Linked DNA regions of Homo sapiens: region 1 is linked to region 2. A link is a loop called in an ENCODE intact Hi-C map of the cell type or tissue named here. Cell type or tissue: adrenal gland. All regions are shown on one strand. Each heading gives the region's core, and the rest is flanking DNA. Links, peaks and the distances in the headings are about the cores only.

Region 1 (11,393 bases), core at 3,394-11,393, 51 kb after region 2:
TGGATTCTCCAGTGACCTGGGCCTGCAGACTACCCACTGCCCGACAGTCTTGGACACCTGGAGGGGGCTGGGGTAAAGGCAAGACCTTGCCCCTAATTGAGGGTACCAGAACCAACAAACCGGGGAATTTCTTGGGAGTCTCCCTAAGAAGAAAGGACATGTGGCCACTATTAGACGCTCACATATCTGTGGTCAAAACCTCTGGCCAACAGCAGGTGGGTTCACTGGAAAAGACAGTTAAAGTGGGCATCGTAAAATAAAACCTCTGATAGTGTAAAGCTTTTAACTGGAAACACACTTAGTGCCTACACGTGGAGGTAGGTTTGAGGCCCAGGAATGCTGGGAAGGAGCCACTCCGCGGGACTCCACATCAGCATTTTTGCATAAATCATTTCCGTAATGTCTATTCACGACTTCCAGCTTGCTTCTCTTTAAGGCGGAACCAGAATTTAAAGACTCGTGTGACGCGAGCAACCTGAGGCTCCCCTGGGACTGGGCTTCCCCGGACTTGCACAGCTGTCTTGCCGCCATCTGATCTGACAATGATTTTTGTAAAATGACTCAGCTTGAGAAAGGTTTCCAAGGCATTCACTTATATGTCTTAGAAACACCAATTCATTCTTATTACCCTCATATCTCATTGGTTTACACTAAATTTAATTAGATGACATCACTATTATAGCAAGTGCAACGGGCAAGAGCAAGCTTAGGAGTAAACCCACGGACCGTCGGGGGTGGCTCGGCGTGCTCTGCAGGTGAGCTGGTGAAGAAGTGTTTGTCACGGCCTGTGCACAGCTGTACAGGTTACCAAACGAGGATTGCTCTCAATAACAACTTTCGATAAATTTAAATCTTACCATTGTTCTTTGTTTGTTTGTTTTTCTTTTTTGAGACGGAGTCTCACTCTGTCTCCCAGGCTGGAGTGCAGTGGCGTGATCTCAGCTCACTGCAACCTCCGCCTCTTGGGTTCAAACGATTCTCCTGCCTCAGCCTCCCGAGTAGCTGGGACTACAGGTGCCCGCCACCACGCCCGGCTAAGTTTTTGTATTTTTAATAGATACAGGGTTTCACCATGTTAGCCAGGATAGTCTCGATCTCCTGACCTCGTGATCCATCCGCCTCAGCTTCCCAAAGTGCTGGGATTACAGGCGTGAGCCACCGCGCCCAGCCTGGTTTTTGTTTTGTTTTTGTTTGTTTGTTTGTCTTTTAAAGCAAACCACATAAAAGGATTTACACCAAAAAGTCAGTCTCTCCCATCCATGGCCCAGTTCCTTTCCCAAAGGCACTCAACCGCAGCCACGGGTTCCATGCAGACCGTGTAGAGAATCATAGATGTCAACACCACCTTAGCATGGTGTCGTAAGTATTTTTTCTGAAGCCATTCCTTGCTTGGAGGAGAAGGGAGCATTTTATTTTCTGCTTCTCCACGGGGTTCCCCCAGCATCCTGAGATCACCTCCAATGCTGTGCTGGCATCTGATACAGTTCTGGGTTTCCCATGAGACCAGGAGTCCTGGGGGCAGCAGCTTGGTCTTATCCATCTTTGTTCCCCAGCTCCAAGCACAAGGAAGGTGCTCAGGAGGGGGCAGCACTGGAGGGAGCCAGGCATGTGGGTAACCGGGGTGAAATGAGGGGTGCTAGCCCCCCAGGTCCCCAGAGGCGTGGGGACTCCTTAGCATCAGCACCAAGTATGGCCCAGAGCCTGGTGCAGCAAGGGCTCAGGCACGGGGACTCCCCAGCGCCAAGTGTGGCCCAGTGCCTGGCGCTGCGAGGGCTCAGGCTGAGGCCCCCAGGCCTTATGACCCTGCTCTCCACCAGCCAGGGAGAGAGGAAGGCCCTGAGGTGACCCAGACTGGAAAATGCAGCATTGATCCAGCCCCGAGTGCGAGGCTCTCTCCCCAACGATCCCATTCATTTTTCCCAACTATAAAGCATAGCTCTTTCCATTTCACAGCTGGGGAAACTGAGGCTCAGAGAAAAGCGCTTGTTCAAGACTCCCCACATACGACCAGGTCTGCCGAGAGTGCACGCTCCTCCCCACCCCGCAAAATGCCACTGGACGTGAAATGAACAAAGTCAAGTTCACAGTTGGCAGGCATCCGCACCCGCCTGGGACCAGGCCTCTGGGACCGGGCCGTTCTGCTGCTTGGAACTATTCCTCCCATTGTTCAGCCTCGTCCCCACTGCTGGAACCCACTGAGCCTCACTCAGTCCTCTGACCCTCACCCAGAAAATGGGGACGCAGTTGTTGAGATGAGATGAAGCAATACTGTGAAAGCGCTTAGAGTAGTGCCTGATTCCGACCAAGCCCTCTCTAAGGTGAGCTGTTGATTCGGCATCAGCTTCACACCTTCTGAGCATCTCTCCCAGGCTGAGCTCCAGAGTCTGTGGCAGTTCGAAGCTGCGGAAGTGGCCCTGAGAGCACAGCTGGGGAACCGGGACATGCATGTACCCAAAACTAACATGGCAACGACTGAGTAACGCGGGGCACGCAACTTCCTGTGTGATACCTGGGTGTGCGAAACACTTGTTTTTCAAATAAACATTTCTAAACTTTAAAAAATCTGTCTTGGACTGAGCAAATAGTACCAGAACGCATTTCCTCAGTGTAAGCCCAGCGCCACACAAGTATAGGGAGTGGGTCTCCCCGCACTGCCCCTTCTCCGCCCTCCTAGAAGCGGTGCTGTTCACAGCTGTCTGCTTTTCCATCCACACACCCCTCCCCAGCTGTGAGCCAGTTCAGCCTCAGTCATGTCCATGGTCACACGGGAACTGGGGGCTGATTTTTTCTGTGCAGTTTGGGAAGGGTCTGCGTCTTTGTCCACTGCAGCTGCCACTCCAGGGCTGTGCCACAGGCGAAGGGATCCAGCATTTGGGTACATCGTGCACGCCCCCTCTTGGCCCGCAAACTGAGGCACCACGCTTGCACACTGAACAACACCCCTGAGCAATGCCCAGCCCCTTCCCCTGTCTCAAGTGTCTCAATTCCAGGGCCAGCCATTCCCCTACACCCCCCACAAAGCATGCATCCTGTTCTCTGTTCCAGTGATCCAACCCCCCACTCACCACCCCACCAAGAGACTGAACCACCAGGGCCAGTGGCTCCCCATGGACACCCGGAGGCGGCTTCCCCTTCCTGGGCTGGGGGTGGAAAACCCTCTAGAGAGATCACAGCTGCAAAAGAATAAAGCCACACACTCAAAACCAACAACAAGGAAACACCAAGTCATTTTTTCCATCGCCACTCACCTTTTCACACTCTGTCTCTGGAAGCCCCTGTGGATCCCTGTGCTCCTTAGCCGGGGCTGGGCCTGTGCCCAAGGCTGCCCCGGAGGTGTGGGTGGAGGGTGTTGTCTTGGGCTGCCCCAGGGACCTCGGTCAGGGGCTGGGCAGGGAAGGGGATGCTGGATGTCTTCCTGGGCAGTTCATATCAGCTGCCACAGGATAAGCTTTCTCAGAGTGTTAAAAGAACACTCTAACACACAAGCTACACACAGAAGTGTATAGTACAGAGGTTCCCAAAGGGCACAGCGGGCAGGACGTTGGAGATCAGAGCACCTGGAAAGCCCCCTTCTCACCCCCTGACTACTGGGGCTCCCTAGAGGGAGCAGCTCTTCAGGCCAGATATAAAACAGAAAAGCGCAGATCTGAGCTTGACAGGACGAAAATTGGAAGGACAGACAGTTGGATGCATGGAGAGTTGGAACTGGGAAGAGGGATTTGCATTAGTCAGAATGTTTTCTGTTACCAGTGACAGAAACCCAATTCAGACCAGCTTAGGTGGAAAAAAAGAGGGTTGGGGTATGTTGTGGAATCTCTCGGCGTGTGCACCTGAAATATCCCGGGGTCGGCTGGTTTCAGGTATGGCTGGATCCAGGACTCAAGCAATGATCTCAGTCTCTCTCTCTCTCTCTCTCTCTCTCTCTCACTCACATTCTCTCTTCACTTTCCTTATCTTGACTTAGCTCTCATTTGTGCGTTGACCTTTCATGTCTTCCTGCAGATGGGTCATGCTATCAAGGAAGAGACCACCAGTAGCCCAGGCTTACATCATCCCAGCTCGGTAATCCAAGCAGAAAGAGACATTTTTCTAATAGCCACATAAAGACCTGATTGGCTTGGATCACAGGCCTACCCCTTGAGGCAACCCCTGACACTAGGGTGACGAGAGCACTAGCTCCGGGCAAGCCAGGCTCATGTGCCAGTGACGTGGCCAGGAGAGAATGGGACCATGACCCACAGTCCCACCAGAACTATTGCTGGAGATGGAGGAGGGTGGTTTTGTGCAGACGAGAAAAAGTCAGTCTGCTACAGCAATCCAAGCTGATGGTATGGAGTAAACAAAAGCCCAGAGATGGGAACAGCCAGCCAGGGCAAAGCATTCTTGCTGGGAGAAGCAGGAAATGAGAGGGAAGGTGGGTCAGGCCACCCACAGAGGGTCCCGGACACCCCACAGACAGCTCATCCTCTCCATCCACCACTCTCTCACTTTCTGTCAAAATCACCTCTGGATACAACTCAACAACAACAACAAAATAAACATCCCAACTCAAAAGTGAGCAAAGGACTTGAATAGACATTTCTCCAAAGAAGATATACAAATGGCCAATAAGCACATGAAAAGATGCTTAAATCACTAATCATTAGGGAAATGCAAATTAAAACCATCTGAGATACCACTTTTCACTCAGTAGGATGGCTATTACGAGAACAAAAAAGGAAATAACCAGTGCTGGTGAGGATGTAGAGAAATTAGAACGCCTGTGCACTGCTGGTGGAAATGTGAAACGGTGTAGCCACTGTGGAAAACAGTACGGCATTTCCTCAATAAAATCAAAATAAAATTACTATGTGATCCTGGTCAGGCGTGGCTTATGTCTGTAATCCCAGGACTTTGGGAGGCCGAGGCGGGTGGATCACTTGAGGTCAGGAGTTCGAGACCAGCCTGGCCAACATGGTGAAACCTTGTCTCTACCAAAATATACAAAAATTAGCTGGGCATGTGCGCCCCTGTAGTCCCAGCTACTCGGGAGGCTGAGGTGGGAGAATTGCTTGAACCCAGAAGGCGGAGGTCGCAGTGAGATGAGATCTCACCACTGCACTCCAGCCTGGGTAACGAAGTAAGACCTTTTCTAAAAAAAAAAAAAAAGAAAAAAGGAAAAATTACCATGTGATCAAGCAATTTTCCTTCTGGATATATGCCCAAAAGAAATGAAAGCAGGATCTCACAATAGGCAAAAGGTGGAAGCAATATGCATATAATATAATATTATTCAGCCTTAAGAAGAAAAAGATTCTGACATAAGCTATCACATGGATGAACCTTGAGGACATTACGCTAAGCAAAATAAGCCAGGCACAAAAGGACAAATCCTATATGATTCCACTTGTGTGAGGTACCTGGAATAGTCAAATTTGTAGGGACAAAGTAGAATGGCGTTGTCAGGAGCTGGGAGCAGGGAGAACGGGGAGTTATTATTTAGTGGGTGTGGAGTTTCAATTTTGCTAAATGAAACAGTTCTCGGTGGTGATGGTGGCACAACAACGTGAACGCAGTTGTCTGAGTCAGCTTGGGCTGCTGTGACAAATAACATAGACCCAATGGCTTAAACAAAAGACACTTATCTTCTCACAGTTCTGGAGCCTGGAAGTCCGAGATCACAGTACCAGCATGGCTAGGGGCTGATGGCGGTTCTCTTCCTGACTTGCAGACAGCAGCCTTCCTGCCTTGTGCTCATGTGGACTTCCCTCAGTGCAAGCACGTGGAGAAATCTGATTTCCTCTTCCTATAAGGATCTAATCCCATCATGAGGGCTCCACTCCCAAGACGTCAACCAAACCTAATCACCTCCCAAAGATCCCACCTCCAAAACCCATCATATTCAGAGTCAGGGCTTGAACACGAATTTGGCGGCGAGACCGTCTGTAACAGAACTTAATGTCACTGAAGTACACACTTAAAAATGGTTATGATGGTACATTTCATGTTATGTATATTTTACCACAATTTAAAGAAAAACTATACAGGTAAAAAAAAAAACAATCACCTGCGGAGTGAGTTAAAGATTCAGGTCCTTGGGTTCCGTCATAGGGATCTGATGACTGGCTCTGAGCTGCAACTTGGGAGGGGCTGATCTTTTAGAGCTACAGGCAAATCCAAGACACAATACAGCTTGAGAAGTACACTTTAGGCACCAGGGAGCCATGGAAGGTTTTCAGCAGGGCGGTGGCTGGATGCAAGTTGAGGGTGATACGATGGTGTGCAGAAGAGGTTCTAAAACTGTCCTGTCCACACGGATAAGAGAGGAAAGGTGGGGAAAAGAAGGGAGCAAGTTATGGCGGGGCTGGGGTGAACAATCCCCAGAGCAGCACTGAACAGAAACCCGCTGACCTCAAGGTCATGGCCAGCCAGGCCAGCAGCCCCCTCTTAATGAAAGGGGAGCGAGCACCTTCCAGCTGGCTCTCCCAGAGCCACCCTGACAGAGGTGTCTTGCAGCAGGACCATCTGCAGACACAAAAAGAGCAGCTTCTTCCGCTGGAGGAAACCAGCAGGCATCACTGGGGCCCGGCCAGGGACAGAATCCAAGTTTCGGAGCAACCAGCAGGGACAAAGCCATCTGCAGTGTCTCAGCCAACACCTGCCAGGAGGGAAACAAGAAACCCTCACTGGGAACTGCACGGCTCTGCTCCCAGCCCTCTGGCCACTGAGGACCACTTATCATTCAAGGGGACAGACCCTACGGGGAGGAGCAGAGCTGGGGCCCTCCGGAGGCCAGCCTCTCAAGAGCCATTTCTGGTGCTACCGGAGGAGCGAGGCCCTGTTCTGATCCGGAGACACTGCAGCGTCTATAGAAGGAAGAGGCCTTTGCCAGGTGAGATAAAGAGGTCAGTTTCTCCTGGGGCCTCTCTCTGCTGTCTAAACACTTGCCAAGGCACCAAACCGGCTCTATCTAGAATGATAAGGAAGTGTGTGAACTCCAAGCCCCAAGGACAGGCACCCTCTTCCCCTCCAAGGTGAGTCCAGCCAGGTGGCAGTTGGATGCAACCAGAGAATGGTAGCAGAGGCAGGGGGCAGGGCAGGGCATCTTCTCTGCCACATAGAGAACATCAGATGGTGGCAGGGGCAGATGGGAGTTTATGTTGGCTCTTGGGTCCCACTGCCAACAAAGTGATCACTTGGAAGAATGATTTCAGAAGGCCGATGTCTGTGCACTTAGTGGCAGTCTTCAGCCTCAGAGGTGCCCCTGAGGGTCCCTGCCTCCAGAAGGCCACTCCCAGAATGGCACCTGTCCAGGCCTCCACTGTTTATCTCCAGATAATCTTAGGTTTCCTTTTCTGTCCCCATTATCGTGCTGTTTGTAAAAACCTTAAACAGTACTGTTATGGATTAAATTGTGTCCAATCCCCTCCCCAATTCATAAGTTGGAGTCCTAACCCCCAGTACCTCAGAATGTGACCTTATTTAGAAATACAGTCATTGCAGATGTAGTTAGTTAGGCTAAGATGAGGTCATGCTGGAATAGAGTGGGCCCTAATACAACATGACAATTGTCCTTATGAAACCACCTTTGCAAAATTATGACCGAGACAGTGAAAGATCTAACTCAATCAACTCCACTTGCTTCTAACCTCCAAGCTGTCCTTGTTCATTCTTGGGCATAGGCTGAGCTAACTTTGGGAGAAACTTAGTTTATAGTTTATAGTTTGAAACAAAGATGATGGTAGCCTTTCCCCAAAGCAGACCTCCTTCTTGCCTGGGGACTAGATTGCCTTTGTAGGACTAACATTAGTCAAAAGATTAGAAATTATGGTTTAGGAGTCATGCAGCTGGAGGCTACAAGATTCCCATCCTCCCTAAACTGCCCCTAAGATCAGTGCTTGAGATATTTTGCTGACCCTGCACTGGATGGATCAGCTGGCACCACCCAGATCGATAAACTGGCTCATCGGATCTTGTGGCTCCCACCCAGGAACTGACTCAGCGCAAGAAGACAGCTCGGACTCCATTTGATTTCATCCCTGATCAGTCGGCACTCCCGGCTCACTGGCTTCCCTCCACCCACCAAGTTATTCTTAAAACCTCTGCTCCCTGAATGCTCGGGGAGACCGATTTAATAATAAAACTCCAGGCTCTTGCACAGCTGGCTCTGCATGAATTACTCTTTCTCTATTGCAATTCCCCTGTCTTGATGAATTGGCTCCATCTAGGCAGTGGACAAGGTGAACCCACTGGGAGATTACACTTACACAAAGCGGAAATTTGGACACAGAGACATGAGTCAAAGGAAGACAATGTGAAGACACAGAAGATGGCCCTTTGCAAGCCAAGGAGAAAGGCCTGGAACAGACCTTGAAGACCCTGGCTTGCAGACCTTCCCTCACAGCCTCAGAAGGAGCCCACCCTGCTGACACCTTGATTTTGGACTTCCAGCCCCAGAACTATGAGACAGTGTATTTCTGTTGTTTAAGCCATAGGTACCCAGCCTTTGTACTGTTTTCAGCAGCTCTAAATCCCCTCTATTAAATGCCTTAGTGCTGAAAATGCCTGAAGTGGTCTTTTTTTTTTTTTTTTTTTGAGACGGAGTCTCACTCTGTCACCCAGGCTGGAGTGCAGTGGCAGGATCTCGGCTCACTGCAAGCTCCACCTCCCAGGTTCACGCCATTCTCCTGCCTCAGCCTCCAGAGTAGCTGGGACTACAGGCACCCACCACCAAGCCCAGCTAATTTTTTTAGTGGAGACAGGGTTTCACTATGTTAGGATGGTCTCGATCTCCTGACCTCGTGATCCACCTGCCTCGGCCTCCCAAAGTGCTGGGATTATAGGCGTGAGCCACCGTGCCCGGCCATGAAGTGGTTTTCATTTCCCTCCCTAGATCCTGAGTGATAGAAATAATTTGGTAAGTCTTATTTCAGACCTTTCTGCAGAGAACTTAAACACCATTTGTTAGTTCCCTATTTAAGACTATAAAATTGACACCTATTCATTGTGAAACATTTGGAGTTACTTAAGAGTATACAAAAGAAAATAATCACTTAGCATTTTTGAGGTTTTTCCATTCAGTCTTTTCTCTGTGGATCTCTGTAAATATATATATTCTCTTCTAAGCTGGGATCATAATGTGAATACAGTTTTATAACTTGCTTTTTATTCTTTTTACTATGTGAGCATTTTCCCATATTGTAGAATTGTCTTCAGGAAGACAAGTTTGAATGAATACAGAATATTGTACTATAGTTCAGTTTATGTTTTAACTCATTTCTTTTGTGAGGTAGCTCATAAATATAAAAGAGGCCATTAACATATGTACAGTTTAAACAATAATTATAACATGAACACCAGGTAAAGAAACAGAACAGGCCAGGAACAGTGGCTCATGCCTGTAATCCCAGCATTTTGGGAGGTTAAGACAGGAGGATTGCTTGAAGCCAAGAGTTTGATACCAGCGTGGGCAGCATAGTGAGACCCCATCTCTACAAAACAGTTTTAAAGTCTGGCCAGGTGTGGTGGCTCATGCCTGTAATCCCATCATTTTGGGAGGCCAGGCAGGTGGAACACCTGAGGTCAGGAGTCCTAGACCAGCCTGGCCAACATGGTGAAGCCCTGTCCCTACTAAAAATACAAAAATTAGCCAGGCGTGGTGGCAGGTGCCTGTAACCCCAACTACTCAGGAGGCTGAGGCAGGAGAATCTCTTGAAACTGGAAAGCAGAGGTTGTCTTTGACTATTTTTATCAGAGCTGTTTTAAAGTTCTTATCTGCTAATTTGACCTCCTGGTTCATCTCAAGGTTTACTTCTATTGCCTGATTTTTCTCTTGACTATATGTTACAGTTCCCTGTTTCTTCACATGCCTGCTGATAAAAAGTTAATAGTCTTGCATGGCAGCCAGACAACCAGCAGATCTTGGCAAGAAGTGCTAGAATTTACAGGGTTTGATGCAGAGTCCAGAGTGAGGACGGGAAGCTATGACTAAAACTCTGCCCAAGGCACTAAGAAAGGCTTGACTAAGAAGGAATTCTGAACATCATAGATGATCTGTTGTATAAGCTCTGGATTATGTTATCTTCCTCTGAAGAGTACCGATTTTTGTTAAATTCCTAACTAATCATCTTGATTTTTGTGGAGGCTTGGTTTTCACACTTTATTAGGGAAGGTCTGTTTTGTTTTTGCCATTGGTCTTAGATAAATATAAGACCTAGTCTTTGTTCCTAATATATAACCCTCTTGGGGTTTCAGTGGAAATCCAAAGGTGTTTATGAAGCCCCATATAACTTAGTGGGACTCTAACTCCAAACTCTGACTTTCTTGCTATGGGAAATCTCTGATTGGCTTTTTCCAGCCCCCCAGCAATTACTTTCTTCTGGGTTCCTTGAAGTCTCCCCCAGGCAAACATGGTTAGGAGTTAATTGAGACTGAGAAGGGGGTTAATATGCAGACTTGGGAGTCCCACCCTTTAGTCTCCCTTCTTTTTGGGATTTCCCTCCTCCACTTCCAGCTACTCTGGCAGCTCTAAACCCCATCCTACAAGATCTCAAGCCAATAATAATGGAACTTTTTGAGTTCTAACTCCTAAGTGCTGTGGCCTAGAAAGTGCCCTTCAGGAAGGGGCCGTATAAGTAACATGCATCTCACCCAATGCAGTTCCTTTTTATCAAGCATGAAATTCTCTCCAGTTTCTACCTGATCTTTGTTATTCTCCAGGGCCTTCAAATAGTTGTTTCTTTTTGTCCTGGTGGTTGCTACTTTGTCCATAGTTTATCATTGCTATCTGTGGGAGGAGTAGTCTGATATGAGCTACTCCACAATTCCTGAAACTAGAATCTTCTGAATACTGTGTATTTTGAAGAAAAACGATTTTACTGCATCTATATTGAATAGTGTGTTTATGGAATCTTAAAAAAGCCAAACTTTTAAAAGGCAGAGAAAAATTAAACAGGTAAACTATTTACGAGCTTTACAGTAAAACATCCTATTCACAGAGCTGCCATTTCTTGGTACCCTACCAGCAGTCTAAATTGAGGATCTTAAATCTCTCTGGCACTGCATTTCCCCTCTCCCGCCAACATGGATTTTGGAATAAGGCTGATCTGGTATGAATTTTGGATCTGCCATTTATTGGCTCCATGACCTTGGGCACGTCACCTGAGCTCCCTGACCTTCCAGTCCTCATCTGTAAACTGAGGTCAAGAATTCTGATCTCACAGAGACGGGGGAGCAGTAAATGAAGTAACTTATATGAAGTCCCTGGCACTTAGTAATGGTTCGTAAATATTAACTTTATGATTCAAGAGTGAAAGCATTCCGTGTCTGTGAAGTCAGGTTCTTGTTCTTACATTGAAAGCTATTTGATTGTTTTCACCTAAAAACTGAATGTCCCAGGCTGTCTTTATAGAAAT
Region 2 (16,262 bases), core at 4,154-12,153:
TGTGCAGCTATCCCAAGCTTTCTTAAGCACTTTTTTTTCCCTGTCATAATCCGGAAACCAGTCAGCCTTGGGTCACCCGTCTACACTCCAGCTTTACTTACAGAATTGGTGCCTACAGAGTATCCTCGTGTGCAATCACCCCCTCGTCACCCAGAACCAAGTGACAAACAGAGTATCCTCATGTGCAAGCACAGGACTCACCCCTCGTCACCCAGAACCTAGTGACATTCCCCGCAATGGCATGGCAAGCGCCTCCTTAACAGCCAGTCTTGGGATGAGACTAGCAGGGGTCCAGATTCAAAAAGAAATCCTCCACTAAGTGGTGTCCCAAACCACACAAACCCTTCATGAGTCGGATGTCACCACAGTTGGCACTCACTGGTGTGGCCTTCCAGAACGTGAGCTGACTGTCCCGCCTTCCACAGGCCACACCCTGGCAGGGGTTTACCTGAAGCCAGATGGCTTGTACCAAAATATCCCCACTCTTTTAAAGAGATGGGGTCTCACTCTGCTGCCCAGGCTGGAGTACAAGGGCGCAAATCATAGCTCAATGCAGCCTTATACTCCTGGGTTCAAGCTATCTTCCCTCCTCAGCCTCCCAAGTAGCTGGAACTACAGGCACACACCTCCATGCCCAGCTAATTTTTTTTCCTTTTGTGGACACAGGGTCGAGCTATGTTGCCTAGGCTGGTCTTGAACTCCTAGCCTCAAGTGATCCTGCAGCCTTGGCCTCCTAAGTGGCTGGGACTATAGTCATGAGCCACATTGCCTGGCTCCAAATGTCCTACTCTTGACAAACTAATCCTGACGCTTATACTGTTTATCATCCGATGTCACCCTGATGAGAGATGACAAGGAATGGTGATGATCTGGGTTTTCGCCAGGAAGCCCCGGGCTGGCATTTCACAGGCAAATGTCCCATGGCTCTTGGAAGACTTGGGGAACCTGACTCATGTGATCAAACTCACAGCAGACTTCAGTGTTGAAACAGAACTGCCAAATTGTTAATTTACTTTGAGAGGTGCCTTTTCAAGGAGCTAAATGAATGGATTCCCCCAGAAGGATTTCTGGCTGGAATTTCCAGAAAGCTGAGTCATTGGAATGGCACCTGATGGGCCTCAGAGGGGATCTCAGGGGTTGAGGAGTTTTGGGGGCTGCAGACTGCAGACAAGGGGGGAACGCCATGAAAGTTAGGGCCTAATCTAGCCTCATCCCCTTGGACCTGATGGATAAATCCAGACAGCCACTAACTGCCTGGACTTCCTCTTTCCATGCCAGTGGGTTTTTAAGTTTACAGTTAATAGTGACCCCCTCCCTTTTATGACACATATTGCTAGTCTATAAAATAGACCAAAGCAGTAGTTTATGGGTGTAAATGGATCTCATGTATTCAACTGTATAACCGTGACGGGCAGGGTTAAAATTATTAACAAGAGGAGTTGTACAGCTGCCATGCTCCCCTGCTCTCAGTCAAAGGACAAAAGCCAAAGAGGTCAGTTTTCTTTTTCTGTCTTCAAAGGGAAAGAAAATAATGAGGGTGGGGGCAGGGTATATTCCATAGAGAATGCCACCTACCAGGTTCCCCTCGGATTTCAGCGTTAAAAAATAGGAACACACTTGGAGATTTTAGCAAAAATATCTGGAGGCCAAATAGCTGTTTTGGAAAGGTGTAAATAACATCGGAATTACTATCTGGGCTGTGTTTCTTTAAGAATGATATGTATTCGAGTCCAAATCATGGCAGGGGTGACATTAAACACTGAAGTTTATGGTGGGTGGATTTACATCAGCCTTGTTTCCAGTTTATTTTTGCATTTTTTTCTTGTTTTAGAACATTAAGGAAGTTTTGATTCACAAAGACAATTAGCTCTCAATGGTAACAATTGTTAACAGTTTTGTCACAGGGATGAAAACAGCTTTATTCTAAGGTTTGCACTAAATCGAGTTAACTAGCAGCAAAGTCAATGATTTAAGTTCAAATTTATAAGTAGTTGGTCACACTGAATGTGTGTGAGTAGGAGTGAGAGTGAGATTAAGGGAGAGAAAGAATGAGGCCGGGCGTGGTGGCTCACGCCTGTAATCCCAGCACTTTGGGAGGCCGAGGCAGGTGGATCACGAGGTCAGGAGATCGAGACCATCCTGGCTAACATGGTGGAACCCTGTCTCTACTGAAAATACAAAAAATTAGCCGGGCGTGGTGCTACTCGGGAGGCTGAGGCAGGAGAATGGCGTGAACCCGGGAGGCGGAGCTTGTAGTGAGCCGAGATCATGCCACTGCACTCCAGCCTTGGTGACAGAGCGAGACTCTGTCTTAAAAAAAAAGAGAGAGAGAGAAAGAATGAGAGGGGTGAGAGAGAGGGGCGGGGGGGAGAGAGAGAGAGTGTGTGTGTGTGTGTGTGAGAGAGAGAGAGAGTGTGTGTGTGTGTGTGTGAGAGAGAGAGAGAGAGAGAGTGTGTGTGTGTGTGTGAGAGAGAGAGAGAAAGGAGCAAGTGCATGTGTGCCTGCCTTCGTGTGGCTCAGGACATCTTGCAAATAGTTAGAAGTATATGATAAATGAAAAATGAAAATGAACAAAACATTTGGGGACTCTCCCACAAAACCTCCGGATTCTGCAACCCACCTCTGCAGGCTGCTGCCCCTCTCTGCACCAAACCTTCTCCTCCTACTAACTCATCATCCTCTTCCCGTCCTGCCTCGCTGGATGGAAGTGCTGGCTGACTTCAACCTGACAGGCAATCCCAGAGTTCAGTTCCATTGAATCACCCACACTTTGTTCAAATATTTTAATGATTTAACTTTCAGGGGCTGTATTCGTTTCTGGGGGCTGCCACAATAAATCACCACAAACTTGGAGACTCAAAACAATGATGGAGCCAGAAATTCCAGCTTGAGGGGTCCCAGGGCCATGCCCCCCTCCAGAGGCGCTGCGGGAGAGTTGGCCCTTGCCGCTTCGGCATCTGGTGGCTTCAGGTGTTCCCTGTGGCTGCATTGCCCCAATCTCTGCCTCTGCAGTTGCATGGCCTTCTCCTCTGTGTGTCTGTGTCTCCTCTTCTCTTATGGAGACACTCGTCCTTGGGTTTAAGGCCCACCCAGTAACCCAGAATGGTCTCGTCTCAAGACCTTTCACTTGATTACATCTGTAAGGCCCTTTTTCCAACCGAGATCACATCCTCAGGTTTCCAGGAATTCGGATGTGGACATGTCTTCATGGGAGCCACCATTCGACACTTGGCAGAGGCCAACCTTTCTCCCCATCATGACCATACATATGAGAAGCAATTGACACCTTTCCTGGCCGACAGTGAGGGTGTGATCAAAGGCAGCTGATACCATTCCCCCCACATACCCCCACCCCCGGTCCCCTAGGGCCGGGGACTTTATCTTCTGTTGCAGACTGAATTGTCTTCCTCCAAAATTCACATGTTGAAATCTTAACCTCCAGAACCCCAGAATGTAACCATATCTGGTTGATATAGTCTTTAAAGAGGTAATTAAGATAAAACAAGGTCACATAGGTGGGCCCTAATCCAATATGACTGCTGTCCTTATAAGAAGAAGAGATTAGGACACAGACACTCACAGAGGGAAGACCACGTGAGGACCCAGAGGAAGACAGTCATCTCCCAGCCAATAAGAGGGGCCTGAGAAACAACCACCCCTGCCAGCACCTTGATCTCTAGGTGAACTCCTTGATTTCTTCTGGCCTTCAGGATTGTGGGAAAACGAATTTCTCTGCTGTTTGAGCCAGCCAATGGTTGTATTTTGTTCTGGGTGTCTGCTATGGACTAAATGTTTGTGTCTTTCCCAAATTCATACATTGACACCCTAATCCCCAGTGGCTTGGGCTTAGGAGGTGGGGCCCTTGGGAGGTGATAAGGTCACGAGGGTGGAGCCCCTTATGGTGGGATTAGTGCCCTTATCAGAAGAGACACCAGGGAGCTTGCTTCATCTCTCTCTTTGCTATGTGAGGACAGAGAGAAAGCAGCCATCTGTGAACCTGAAGTGGGCCCTCACCAGATGTCAGACCTGCTGGTGCTTTGATCTCAGACTTCCCAGCCTCTGCTGTGAGAAATAAGGGGTTTTTGTTTAAGTCCCCCAGTCTACTGCAGTTTGTTAGAGCCAGCCGCGCTGATAGGCTTGTGACGCAGGCCTCCACAATCAGTTAATCCTTTTCCCCTTCCACGGAGGGGTCTGTATGCCTGTAGCTGCTGGAAGGGGAGGCCTTCCCAAGAGTGCGACCCGCGCAGGGGCCTGCCGATAGCCTTCAGACCCCAACTCCGACAGTGCTGGTGCTGCCCCAGGGCTTTTCAGTGATGTGAGGCAACAAATTGCCCTTTCTTCTTAAGCTGGTGTGGGCTGGGCTTCTTATCATTGATGGTAAACGATTCCTGCCACTTACCACCAATGAGACTCTCAAGAGACCAGGAGCTCTTCGGTCTGAGGATTCATCAGAAGCTCCACAATAAGCCTCCAGTGCTAGGAGTGGAGCCCCTAACAGGTCCAGCTCAGCAGCAGAAGCCAGCCTGCCCCTGGGGGTCTCCCCACAGCCCCTGTGTGTCAGTTGCCTCATCCCCCCATGAGGTGACACGCTTTCTGGCTCCTACCTCCTGATCCCCAGGGGCTACTGATGGACCTTGGTCCCTGAGTGTCCACGTACCTGTCTACCCCCACTCTGCATCCACACTGGCTGCCCACGGCCGCTCTGGACACCCACGTTACTCCTGCCTGTTAAAGAAATAATTATAAAGATCACAACAAAGAAAAGCGTAACATGGAAATGGTTGCCTGGGGATGCCGGTGTTGTGACTGCTTTTCTCTTTCTTCTGAAATTTACTACACACACATTATGACAACAATGACGGCCGGGTACAGTGGCTCCTGCCTGTAATCCCAGCACTTTGGGAGGCTGAGGTGGGTGGATCACCTGAGGTCAGGAGTTCAAGACCAGCCTGGCCAACATGGTGAAACCCTATCTCTACTAAAAATACAAAATTAGCCAGGCACGGTGGTGCCCACCTGTAGTCTCAGCTACCCGGGAGGCCGAGGCAGGAGAATCGCTGGAACCTGGGAGGTGGATGTTGCAGTGAGCTGAGATGGCACCACTGCACTCCAGCCTAGGTAAGAGAGTGAAACTGTGTCTCAAAACACACACACACACACACACACACACACACACACACACACACACTATAACAACGACAGAAATGCGTTTTTTGTTTGCTTGTTTTTGAGACAGGCTCACTGCCACCTCCTTTTCCCGGGTCCAAGCAATTCTCCTGCCTCAGCCTCCCAAGTAGCTGAGATTACAGGTGCATGCCACCACGCCCAGCTAAGTTTTGTATTTTTAGTAAAGATGGGGTTTCACCGTGTTGGCCAGGCTGGTCTTGAACTCCTGACCTCAGGTAACCCGCTCACCTCAGCCTCCCAAAGTGCTGGGGTTACAGGTGTGAGCCACTGTGCCCAGCAAACAGAAATGTTAAAGTCACTTATTGTCTTCATGATGCAAGGTGACAATGTTTATGCAATTTTTAAAAATTGCTGAGGTGGGAGGATCACCTGAGCCTGGGGAGATTGAGGCAGAGGTGAACCAGGACCACACTACTGCACATCAGCCTGGGTGACAGAGCAAGACCTTGTTTCAAAAAAAAAAAAAAAAATGCTGCTGTACTTTCAGCCCACGGAAGTCAGGAGTCAAGGCATGAGTGCATGTAGTCCACAAAAATAGTACTGATGGTAATGTGTTTAGATGTGTGTCCCCTCCAAATTCCATGTTGGAATGTGGTCCCTGGTGTTGGATTCCCAGCGTTGGAGCCTGGTGGGAGGTGTTGGGGTCACGGGGATGGATCCCTCATGAATGGCTGAGCACCACCCATTGGTGACAAGTGAGTTCTCACTCACTCATTGGATTCATTCATTTGATAAGGGGTTGTTTAAAACAGCCTGGCATCTCTCTTGCTCCTCTCTCCCCATGTGACACACCTGCTCCCCCTTTGCCTTCCACCGTGACTGTAAGCTTCCAGAGGCCTCACCAGAAGCTGAGTAGATGCTGGTGCCCTGCTTATACAGTCTACGGAGCCATGAGCCAAAATAAACTTCTTTTCTTAGTGAATTATCCATTCGGAGGTATCCTTTTATAGCAATGCAAAACGGACTAACACAGATGGTAACAACGAGGGAACTGACTGCTTTGTTAACTAGCACAAAGAGCCCACCCACATGTGGACAATCTCAGGGAAGGCCCATCGGGCCACTCCAAGGCTTGGAGACCATTTTTAGCTTTATTTATTTACTTATTTACACCCAGGACTTTTGAAAATTTCTTTCCCAAAAATAAGCCGTTGCGTTTCTAAATATCTTGAAAAGCGAGGCCCTCTAATGCGAGGCCCCTATCTCTACCACCACGGAATTATCCCCTCTCTATATGGCCTCGTGCACAATTCATGAAGCAGCCTTTCACCACAGCCTGGAGGGCCCCTAACTTTGAGGAGCCACCTCCTTTTTGACCAGGTGAGGGGTCCCAGGAATGAAGGCCCAAGACCCATCGCTGTGTGGTTCAGGCTGGCCAGGTGCTGTGGTCCCAGGGATGCGTGTTCAGTGGCTGGTTTATCTTCCATCCTGGCTGAGGTCACTGAAGGATAGCCAGGGACGCAGGAACAGCTTGGAAATATCTGGACTGTGAGGGAGGTGCCGGGGCTCAGTAGCAGCTGCTCGAGGCCCCCACAGCTCCCGTGGGACCAGCTGACCCCACAGGATGCTGGGAGAGATGACCCATTCACAAAAGCTTGCCAATCGTGGCCTTTTCCAACCTTCCGGACATCAAACGCCCGCTGATGGTGGCCTTTTCCAACCTTCCGGACATTTTTGGGTCCCAGCCTCAGAGGGACTGAGCTGCTTCTGCTATCCTTTACCTGAAGCCTAGGATTTCAGCTCCCTTAATGTGCATTCAGGCTCTGCTCGGCGTGGCCTGCCTCTCCTGGTGCTTCTCCCCCAGACCCCATCGGCCTCTCACTCCTCCCTTTTTGGCAGCCTCTTTGCCCCTGCCTAGAGGGCACCCTGCTCCTCCTTCCCTTGGGGACCTGCTCACTCCTCGCCAGGCCCAGGCCCCACATGCCTCCATCATGAACCCCCAACACCTGCCTCGGCTGCCTTCCTCGGGATCCCTCCTTCCTTCTCCCAGCTCACAGCCTTGACCTTTACTGAGGATCACAGACACCCCAACTTTCCCAGGACCATCCTGGTCTCAAAAGCTCCCTCCTGGCATCCCTGCATGTCATCAAACTGTCCTAGGTATTATGTGGCTTTGCTGGCCACAAGCAGAACTACCAACAGCAATGAGCAGAGGCTTGAGCAGGTGTCTCGGTTCCTCGGGGAAAAGCTTGTTCTGTGGCCTGTTGGGTGACACCAAAGGCCAGGTGTCACCACAGAGACTCTGACTTGTTGGTGGGGACCTGGACACCGGGCTTTGAAAAGCTCATGGGGGCTCCAACACACAGGTTTGGGGACCCTCAGGGGTTGAGGGTTGCAGGTGATCCTCCAGCCCAGCCAGCCCTGCATGTGCAGGGGACCCTGGGGAGGGGCAGGGGAGCTAGGGTGGGTGTGGCTGCAGCACCCCCTGAGGCCCCCTCAGGAGAGCCGGGTTACCCATCGCTGGCAAGCAGCTCCCTGCATGTGTGAGTCCCTAGGTTGCCGTCTCCAAACGGACATCTGTGCGGCTCAGTCACCAGACAAACTGGGGCCACCCATTGCCACAGCTGCAGAGGCGCGACTTAAAGAGCGAAGTGTAAAGTATTCGGGTTGGGTGGTTCTGACTGTACCAAGGGACGTGTGCATCAGACCTGCTTACCTCACCCCAGGGGGGACAAGCCTGGGGCAATTTTAGGGTCGAGGGTGCGCCACCGTATCCCAGATCCCCAGGACCCAGCCCAGGCTGAGCTGGACACTAGTCTGGGGCCTGCCAGCCCCTCCCCACCCTGGACAGGGCTTGTGCACTCAGCAGGGCTTTCTTCCCAGGGGTTTTCTGCTCAGCCCCCTGCACTGAGGGTTTCCTACAACTAGCTTAGTCACTGGGGTCTCGGCTTATCAGCCTCAAGTCACACATGACATCAGCACCCAGAGGTGTGAGCCCGTCCCCATCCATTCATTTCCTCCACACACATGCTTTCCAGGGGCCAGGCACTGTGCTAGACCCAGGGACACCATGACAGATGCCACAGATGAGGTCCCCCATGCCGTGGACGTCCGTTCAGGTGGGTAAGACTGACATAAATAAGCACACGGATAAATGAGCCAGGCTGTGCCAGGTCGTGACAGGCAGGGGCAAGAGCACGAGGCTCACAGGGACACCTGGAGCAAGGCGTCCAACATCACGCTGGGTGGTCGGGAAGCTGGAAGAGGTGGCATGAGCCCAGCGGGTTTCTTGGAAAAGTAAACACACTCAGGGACTTCACTCTGAGCAGGCACCCCAGATCCAGGGAGAATATTCAGTGAGCCCAAGACTCAGGCAGGCCAGGCTCACTGCCTTCAAAATGCACCCAGCCAGGGCCTCTGCTTCCTCCACTCCTCGCTCTCCTGGGCAAGTTGGGGCTGGAAAGCGGGGCAGGAAGCTCAGGCCCTGCCTGGCCTCGAGGCTGATGACATCCTTTGGAACTGTGATTTTCAACCCAGCTGCCAGAAAAGGCCACGGGGAACACCAAGAACCCCTGACATCCAGGCCACACTCCAGCCAGTAGATGAGAATCTCAGGGGCTGGGGTCCAGACATGAGCCTTTTTAAAGCTCCCTAGGGCATGCCCCTGGGCCGCCGAGGGAGCTTCAAGGGAGGCACCCTGGGAAGGCCGCAGAGCTCCACAGGGGTAGAGCGGGTCAGGGCTTTAGGGTCAAGCAGGTCTGCGTTTCAATCCACACTCACAACTTACTTAGGCTCTCTGACCCTCAGTTTCTCATCTGCAAAATGGGTCGATACCCACTCATGGTGTTAGGATTGAACAAGGTAACACAGGTAAGTGCAGGGTGTAGCGCCTGCCCCCTAGGACACACGGTGTTAAATGTAAGTGCCCTGCTCCCATCCAATATCAAGTGGCAAAGAGCAGAGTGGAGTCAGCAGACCCAGGAATGACCCCAATCCTAACCTCTACTGGCTTTGTGAACCTCAGTTTCCCTGTCTGTAAGGTGGGGAGAAGCTCTGTGGGTGCTGGAGGACCTTGGCAGCATGATGCCCTCCCAGGGTGGACCTGCCAGAGCCAGCGGCCTCGCACATTGCATGGCGTCTGGGGATGGACAGCCCAGGGCTGCAGAGACGACCTGCAACCCCGCCGTGGCCTTTTCATTATCACAGAAATAGCTTCTTTCACGTAAAATGATGTGAGCAAAGAGGACCCTGAACTGTGGCTTCAGCAGATCGCTTCTTGCCTGCACAGATCTTCTCCAGGGGCCCTGAGGTCTCAACTCCCTGGGCTGATGTTTATCAGTGAATTCAACGGCCGGCAGCAAGGGCGACAGAGAGGCCACTGAGGGAGGCAATCCTGGGCCCCCAGGATTCACCTCCAGTCTGATAGTCCTCTGCCCTGGGGGGATCCTCAGCATCCACCTTCACCTAGGCCTGGCCTCTGCTCTGCAATTCCCCAAGATCAATGCTCTGGAATGATTTTGGAGGCAGGCAGGGAGCCCCTCCCATGCTCTCCTTCTCCCTCTGGCTTCCATGAAGTGCACACAGGAGGCACCTCACATTCCCTCTCTTCCTTTCTTCTCTCCCTCTTCCCCGAGCATCTCACCAGGGAGGGCCACATCTCTCTGAGGCTAGAGGGAGGGTGAAGACTTCATTGTTTTTGGAAGCCCCTCCTCCTCCCACCGTCAGTTCCCTGCCCTGCCCCGATATCATCGTCCTGGAGCTGCAGAAACACATCGCTGGTCTCCCAAATGAAGTTCTTGCTCCCAGCAAAGGAGGGTCAGGTGTCCCCCACTCTCCCCCCAGGGGCCCCCGCCTCTTGGTGGATGGTGAAGAGCTCCGGTGGCAGGCACAGGCCGCTGGGACATACCACTTCCCCCAGCCCACCCCCAACTTCCCAGGCTTCCTTGGGAATGGAGCTGGAATGAAAGCTGGGAGGTCGTGGGCCCTGAGTCTGGTGGCCAGGCCTGCAGGGGTTCCATCAGGGTGAGAGAAGAGGCCAGTCCTCCCAGCGTGGACCTGCCAGAGCCTCCGGCCTCCCACATCATGTTGCATCTGGGGATGGACAGCCCAGAGCTGCAAAGGTGACCTGCAATCCCACTGATGGTCTTTTCGCTGTTGCAGAAATAGCTGCTTTCATTAAAATGATGCCTCCCAGGGCAGCCAAGGCCAGGGCTGCTGCCTCAAGGACCCTCAACCAGGCGTAGGTCCCAGGACAGCTTTGTGGCTAAGGAAGCCAGTGCATGCTCACCAAGGACCCCTATGGGCCCTCTGTGTCTAGGGGACATGATGTTGGCAACCCAGATCCCTGGGATTCTCCCCACTTGGGGCCACCATGGCGAGAGGAGCCACAGACAGCTGAGGGTGGAGGCCCTGTCTGCGCCATATTTCCTACAGGATGCTGGGAGTGAGCCTTCAAGCTCATCCAGGCCAGGCTATTGCAATTTTTTTTTTCCTTTTAGAGATGGGGTCTCAGGCTGGAGTGCTATGGCAGGATCACAGCTCACCGCATCCTCAAACTCCTGGGCTCAAGCCATCCTCTTGCCTCAGCCTCCCAAGTAGCAGGGACTAGAAGCACACACCACCATGCCCAGATAATTTTTAAAAACTTTTTTAGAGATGGAGTTTCACTCTGTTGCCTAGGGTGGTCTTGAGCTCCTGGGCTCAAGCCATCCCCCTGCCTCAGCCTCCCAAAGTGCTGGGATTACAGGCATGAGCCACGGCACCCAGCTAGGATTTTACTGATTTTTGTTTATAAAAACCTTTTTCTCAAAAAAAAAATCTGACCTGGACATTCAATCAGTGAAGCCTTCAGAAGGGCAGGAGTGGGGATGCGTGCCCCTGAGTCTTGCCCACTCTTTTCTGAGAGCGTTGGCAGGGCCCCGTGGCTCCAAAGGACTGAATGAAATCCTCTGGTTTAGTCCAGTGTGGAGATGCCCATTCTACAGGTGAGGAAACTGAGGCTATGGAGACAGAGTGTGCCTAGCAGACGTGAGTGGCTCCTGCTGCCCCTGTCCCTGGCACTCCTGCCCTATCTTTCACTGGAAATCATTCACATGGCTTCTGCAGCCTGCAGACCGCACTCTGGCCGGCTCCCACCGGAACCCTGACGCGTACCATATTTCTGGTCTGACAGCCAGCCGTTGTAAAACTGAACCTCCTCCTTGTAATCGCCAATAAGTTTCCCCTTGGAGGAGCTGACTTTGAACTTGCAGAGAACAAAGACCCCTTTGTGGCTTGCTTTTGGGAAGAGAGATGGGGGGAGAACTGCATAAATAATATGAGAAGCAGCAACCCCAATTATATTTTGTTACCTTCTCTTGTGAATATGAAATAAAAACCACTTTATTTTGAAAGCTGCAGGGGAGCCAAGTTTCTCCAGCCTGGACGTGGAGGCCCGGGGCCCAGGGCCGGGCCAGCAGGACAGTCACTGTGGTTTCGGGGGCAGCCAGGCCAGCTGTGAGCACATCAGGCTGTACTGGCCCCGCCTGGCCCAGGCGAGGCATCATAAAACATGGCATGAGCCGATTTCTTTCCAGCTGCAGGAACTCCAATTTGTGCAGGAGGAGGGTCATTTCTTTACCATTTGGGGCTGGAAAGAAAATGGCTTTCTCCCCTCCTTCCCCCACCACTGTTCTCAGCCATGCGTGTCTTCCTGAGTTTCCCTCCAGCCTCTTCCTGCCAACACTCCACGCAGCAGGGCCAGCCTGGGGCCCCTGCAGGACTGGCGTGGGGGCTGCAGCTGTCTTCCCACCGCTCCACCCTCCCCCAGCACAGGGAAGTCTGGCCCGGCTCACTGCCTGCGGTTTCTTCATACACTCCATGTCCTGACAGCCTCGTGGCCTGTGCCCACGCTTTCTCCTCTCTTTGGCAAGCCCCATTCTTCCCTTGAGTTAAGGTGTCACCTCCTCTGGGAAGCCCTCCCTTAGTCTCTTCCCACCCACCCTTCCAATATTCAGCATAGGGCAGCGTGGCTTTGTCTCAGTGACCCTTCAATGGACTGAGGTCGTAACTGAGGACATAATTCATCCCTGGGCCCCCAGCACACATCACAGGGCCTGAGTCAAGAGCAGCCTGTGGGTGGATGGTTGAGGAAGCCCACATTCTTCTTACTGCATGCTTCCTGGTGCTTACAGTGGGCAAGGCTCTGTCAACCACAAGCCATCTTCTGTAGGAAAAAAAGGAGAGGGGACTTGTAGGTTAATATAACTGAGGCGTCTGAGTAGGTGGCTTCAGGTATGGCTCTATCCAGGGCCTCTCTATCTCATCTTATCACAGGTAGGCCTCCCCTCATGAAAGGAGCTAAAAAGATGCATCCTACTAGCTCAGCAACCCTGTAGCCCTGTAAAGGGACAGTCCCTCTGTTCCCATAGCTTGGCAAGGTAAATGCTCTGTCCCCACCCAGGCCAGGAGGTCTGGAGGCAGAATCTCTTCTGGGAAAGCAAATTCTCTGGCAATTTTTATGAAGCAGACACCCGAAGAGGGAGGTTCAGGGGACATAAGAGACTTCCCTTCCACTCATTGTGCTATCCAGGATGGCTCTGGGCCTGAAAATTCAAATATAATATTGTATATCTCCTTAATTAAGAATTTATACATCACCTACTTCCAAAAGAGATCCAGGCCACAATATAACTTTGGCTTTGCTTGTAATTCTTCCAAAGAGCTTCATGGAGCCGTAGCTTCCATGGAGAGAGAAGTGGAGTGATGGGCCAGAGGCCATTGGCACGCGTGGCTTTCTGATTGGGGCACCACCTAAACCAAGATTTGCCTTCTAAAGTCGAAGACTTGCTTTCTTTCCCACTCTCCCAGAGGAAACTAAGAAAAAAGTGAAATGTAAGCACTGCTGCCGAAGCTGCCTTTGCCCCACGACCACCGTCTCGTCCCAGCTCATACCTCACGGGGTCAGATAGCTTCAGTCTTCCAGCGAGAGAAATCCTGGTGCCCCAGGCACCTGGGGAGAAGCTCACAGTTACTGTGGCTATTGTCGCTGTTGGTTTGAACTTTCTAATAAAACTGTATCTGTGGCCAGGCGCAGTGGCTCACGCCAGTAATCCCAGCACTTTGGGAGGCCGAGGCAGGCAGATCACTTGAGCTCAGGAGTTTGAGACCAGCTTGGCCAACATGGTGAAACCCTGTCTCTACTAAAAATACAAAAATTAGCTGGGTGTGTTGGCAGGCGCCTGTGATCCCAGCTATTAAGGAGGCTGAGGCAGAAGAATCGCTTGAACCTGGGAGGTGGAGGTTGCAGTGAGCCAAGATTGCACCACTGCACTCCAGCCTGGGTGACAGAGGAAGACTTCATCAGAAGAAAAAAACTGTGTTGGCATATACATATATATATATATCTGAATGTGTCCCCCAAGATTCATGTCTTGAAATGTAATGGCCAGTGTGGTAGTATTAAGAGGTGGGGCCTTTAGGAGGTGACTGCATCATGAGGCAGAGCCCTCACGGATGGGATTAGGGCCCTTAGAAAAGGGCTTGAGGGAACTATGTATATATAGCATATATATATATATATATATATATATACACAGTGGGTGTAATGGGTCCGGAGAGGGTGTCTGGACCCACCACCTCTCTGGTGTCCAGAGAGGGTGTCCTAGTCTATTCAGTCTGCCGTAACAAAATACCTAAGCCTGGGTTATTTATAAAGAACAGACTATTGTCTCACAGTTCTGGAGGCTGGAAAGTTCAAGGTCAAGGCGGCAGCAGGTTCTGTGTCTGGTGAGGGCCCAGTCTCTGCTTCTAAGATGGTGCCTGTTGCCGTGCCCTCCAGAGGGATGAATGCTGCATCCTTCCTCACGTGGCGGAAGGGACCGAAGGGGATGAACCCGCTCCCTCAAGTCCTTTTCTAAGGGCCCTAATCCCATCCGTGAGGGCTCTGCCTCATGACGCAGTCACCTCCTAAAGGCCCCACCTCTTAATACTACCACATTGGCCATTAAATTTCAAGACATGAATCTTGGGGGACACATTCAGATACAGTACAGGGCAACTGACAACCCCAAGGGCAATCCACAGGTAGGTGGAGAGGCGCCAAACAGGCCTGAAAGACAAAGGGCCTCACACTTCTTGGCTACCCCATTCAATCCGCAAGACACTGAGAGAAGGCGACATGGGGCCACGGAGAACAGGGACAGAGGCGCTGCCCTTCCCAGATGCAGGCGTTCAGCTCTGTCAGTCAGTCCCAGGAGGCGGGGTTAGTATGCCCACCTGTCAGTCATTCTCAGGCTGGTGGGGAGCCCCCTTCCTTATCTGGTTGTCCTTCCTTGGAGCCTGGCTGCCCCACTGCCTGACCTTAATTCTCAGGGAAACAGGGAACGGTCAGGGGCAGTGAGGGCCCACAGGAGCTTCAAGGCCGGGAACAGCCAGTGGCACAATTGGCTCAGGCTCCGGGGCATCCAGGCCAGGTAGCAGCCTGCAGGGGGACCTGCGGGACAGCGTTCAAGGGCTGCCCTTCCAAGACAAACCTCTTCCCTGGGACAAAGGACAGGGATGTCATTCCGCTTTCATTCACTCATATGTAGCTGGAGGTTGGAGGCCATGAGATTTTCCTGCCACCTTCTCTCTGGGCAAAAGATTTACTTGAGTGTGCCTCCTGGCCTATCCCCTGCTCTGAGCCCACAACTCCCCACCCCACGCCGGGCCCTGCTGTCCCTTGCTCCAGTCCTGCCCCAACTCTTCCCTAAGATGCCACATGTTTGGGACTCTGCTCAGCAACTAGCATGCAGGCACAGCACAAACAAGACACAGACCCCAGCTTTACTCCACAGTACTCCATCCTGTGACTGGCATCTGAATGGGGGAGCACGCTGCTGTCCTATCCAAGCCAAGGGCCATTGGCACAACATGTGTTGTGCAAACAAGCAGTTGTCATAGTTCAAGTAAAGACAATGGAGAGAGACCCACATCCCCGGTGGGCTGAGCCCAAGGGAGCTGGCACTAAAGTAGACACCATTAGACCATTAGACACCTCATTAAGCTCATGTTGTTCATTTGTGGGGTTTTTTGTTTGTTTTTTGTTTTTTGGGGTTTTTTTGTTTTTTTGTTTTTTTGAGACAGAGTCCCGCTCCGTCACCCAGGCTGGAGTGCAGTGGCGCGATCTTGGCTCACTGCAACCTCTGCCTCCCAGATTCAAGCCGTTCTCCTGTCTCAGCCTCCTGAGTTGCTGGGACTACAGGTGCATGCCACCACACCCAGCTAATTTTTTTTGTATTTTTAGTAGTGACAGGGCTTCACCATATTGGTCAGGCTGGTCTCAAACTCCTGACCTCGGGTGATCCACCCGCCTCAGCCTCCCAAAGTGCTGGGATTACAGGCCTGAGCCACTGCGCCCGGCCTCATTTGTGTTTTTTTTGTTTTGTTTTTTGTTTGTTCATTTGTTTTGAGACAGAGTCTCACTCTGTCACCCAGCCTGGAGTGCAGTGGCACAATCTTGGCTCACTGCAACCTCCGCCTCCCTGGTTCAAGTGATCCTCCTGCCTCAGCCTCCCAAGTAGCTGGGATTACAGGCACATGCCACAATGCCCTGCTAGTTTTTGTATTTTTAGTAGAGATGGGGTTTTGCCATGTTGGCCAGGCCTGGTCTTGAACTCCTGACCTCAGGCAATCTGCCCGCCTCGACCTCCCAAAATGCTGGGATTACAGGTGTGAGCCACGGTGCCTGGCCTAATTCTGTTCATTTGAATGCCATTCCTCTTTTCACGCTGTTTGTATTTAACTTGCAAATGGCTCTTGGTGGTATGATTCTATCACAGCTGTAAGCATAAGAGGGTTATGCCTGCTTGCAGGTGTTTATGTACTTAAGTAGCAGTATAATAAAAATCATTTAAACCAACACTAGGGGACCAAGAGAATCTTTCCCCCTAAAATGAGGGTGGAAAGTTGTCCTCCATTATTTGAGTTTGAGAATCATGTGATAAAACAATCAGCTTTGATGTGTCTACAGCCATTAAGTGACTTAATGAGGAGATGGCCCGGAAGAGGATTGAAAGCATGGGCTGCTCGGTGTGAGCCCACACTCCTCTGTGAGCTCTGACCTGAGGAAAGGGACTTGGCCTCTCTGAGCCAGGTTTCACATCTGAAAACTGGGG

Evidence for each region. Hi-C counts contacts between places; a loop is a spot of excess contacts. Peaks named below come from ENCODE experiments on the same cell type or tissue, not always from the same donor. Only the 100,000 strongest peaks of a DNase experiment are listed, where the experiment ranks them.
Region 1: it touches region 2 in a loop (4-fold over the local background); 24 of 110 quality-filtered maps call a loop at or near these places.

Annotation. Positions count from the first base shown.
Region 1 is chr15:101,156,250-101,167,642 of GRCh38, forward strand. LOC124903565 (a long non-coding RNA gene) reads left to right here and starts at 6,704. Exons shown (of 2, transcript XR_007064782.1): 1 at 6,704-7,013; 2 at 7,970-8,541. RefSeq lists enhancers at 878-977, 11,132-11,393. In adrenal gland, for the core only: no CTCF peak of the experiment used is centred there; DNase peaks (open chromatin) are centred at 6,376 and 6,659; H3K27ac peaks cover 1,940 bases.
Region 2 is chr15:101,104,351-101,120,612 of GRCh38, forward strand. The region is part of intron 1 of LRRK1-AS1 (LRRK1 antisense RNA 1); the gene reads right to left. Among named protein-coding and RNA genes, the nearest start is that of LRRK1-AS1, 39 kb to the right of the region's middle. RefSeq lists enhancers at 7,639-8,425, 14,022-14,523. In adrenal gland, for the core only: no CTCF peak of the experiment used is centred there; no DNase peak of the experiment used is centred there; H3K27ac peaks cover 1,498 bases.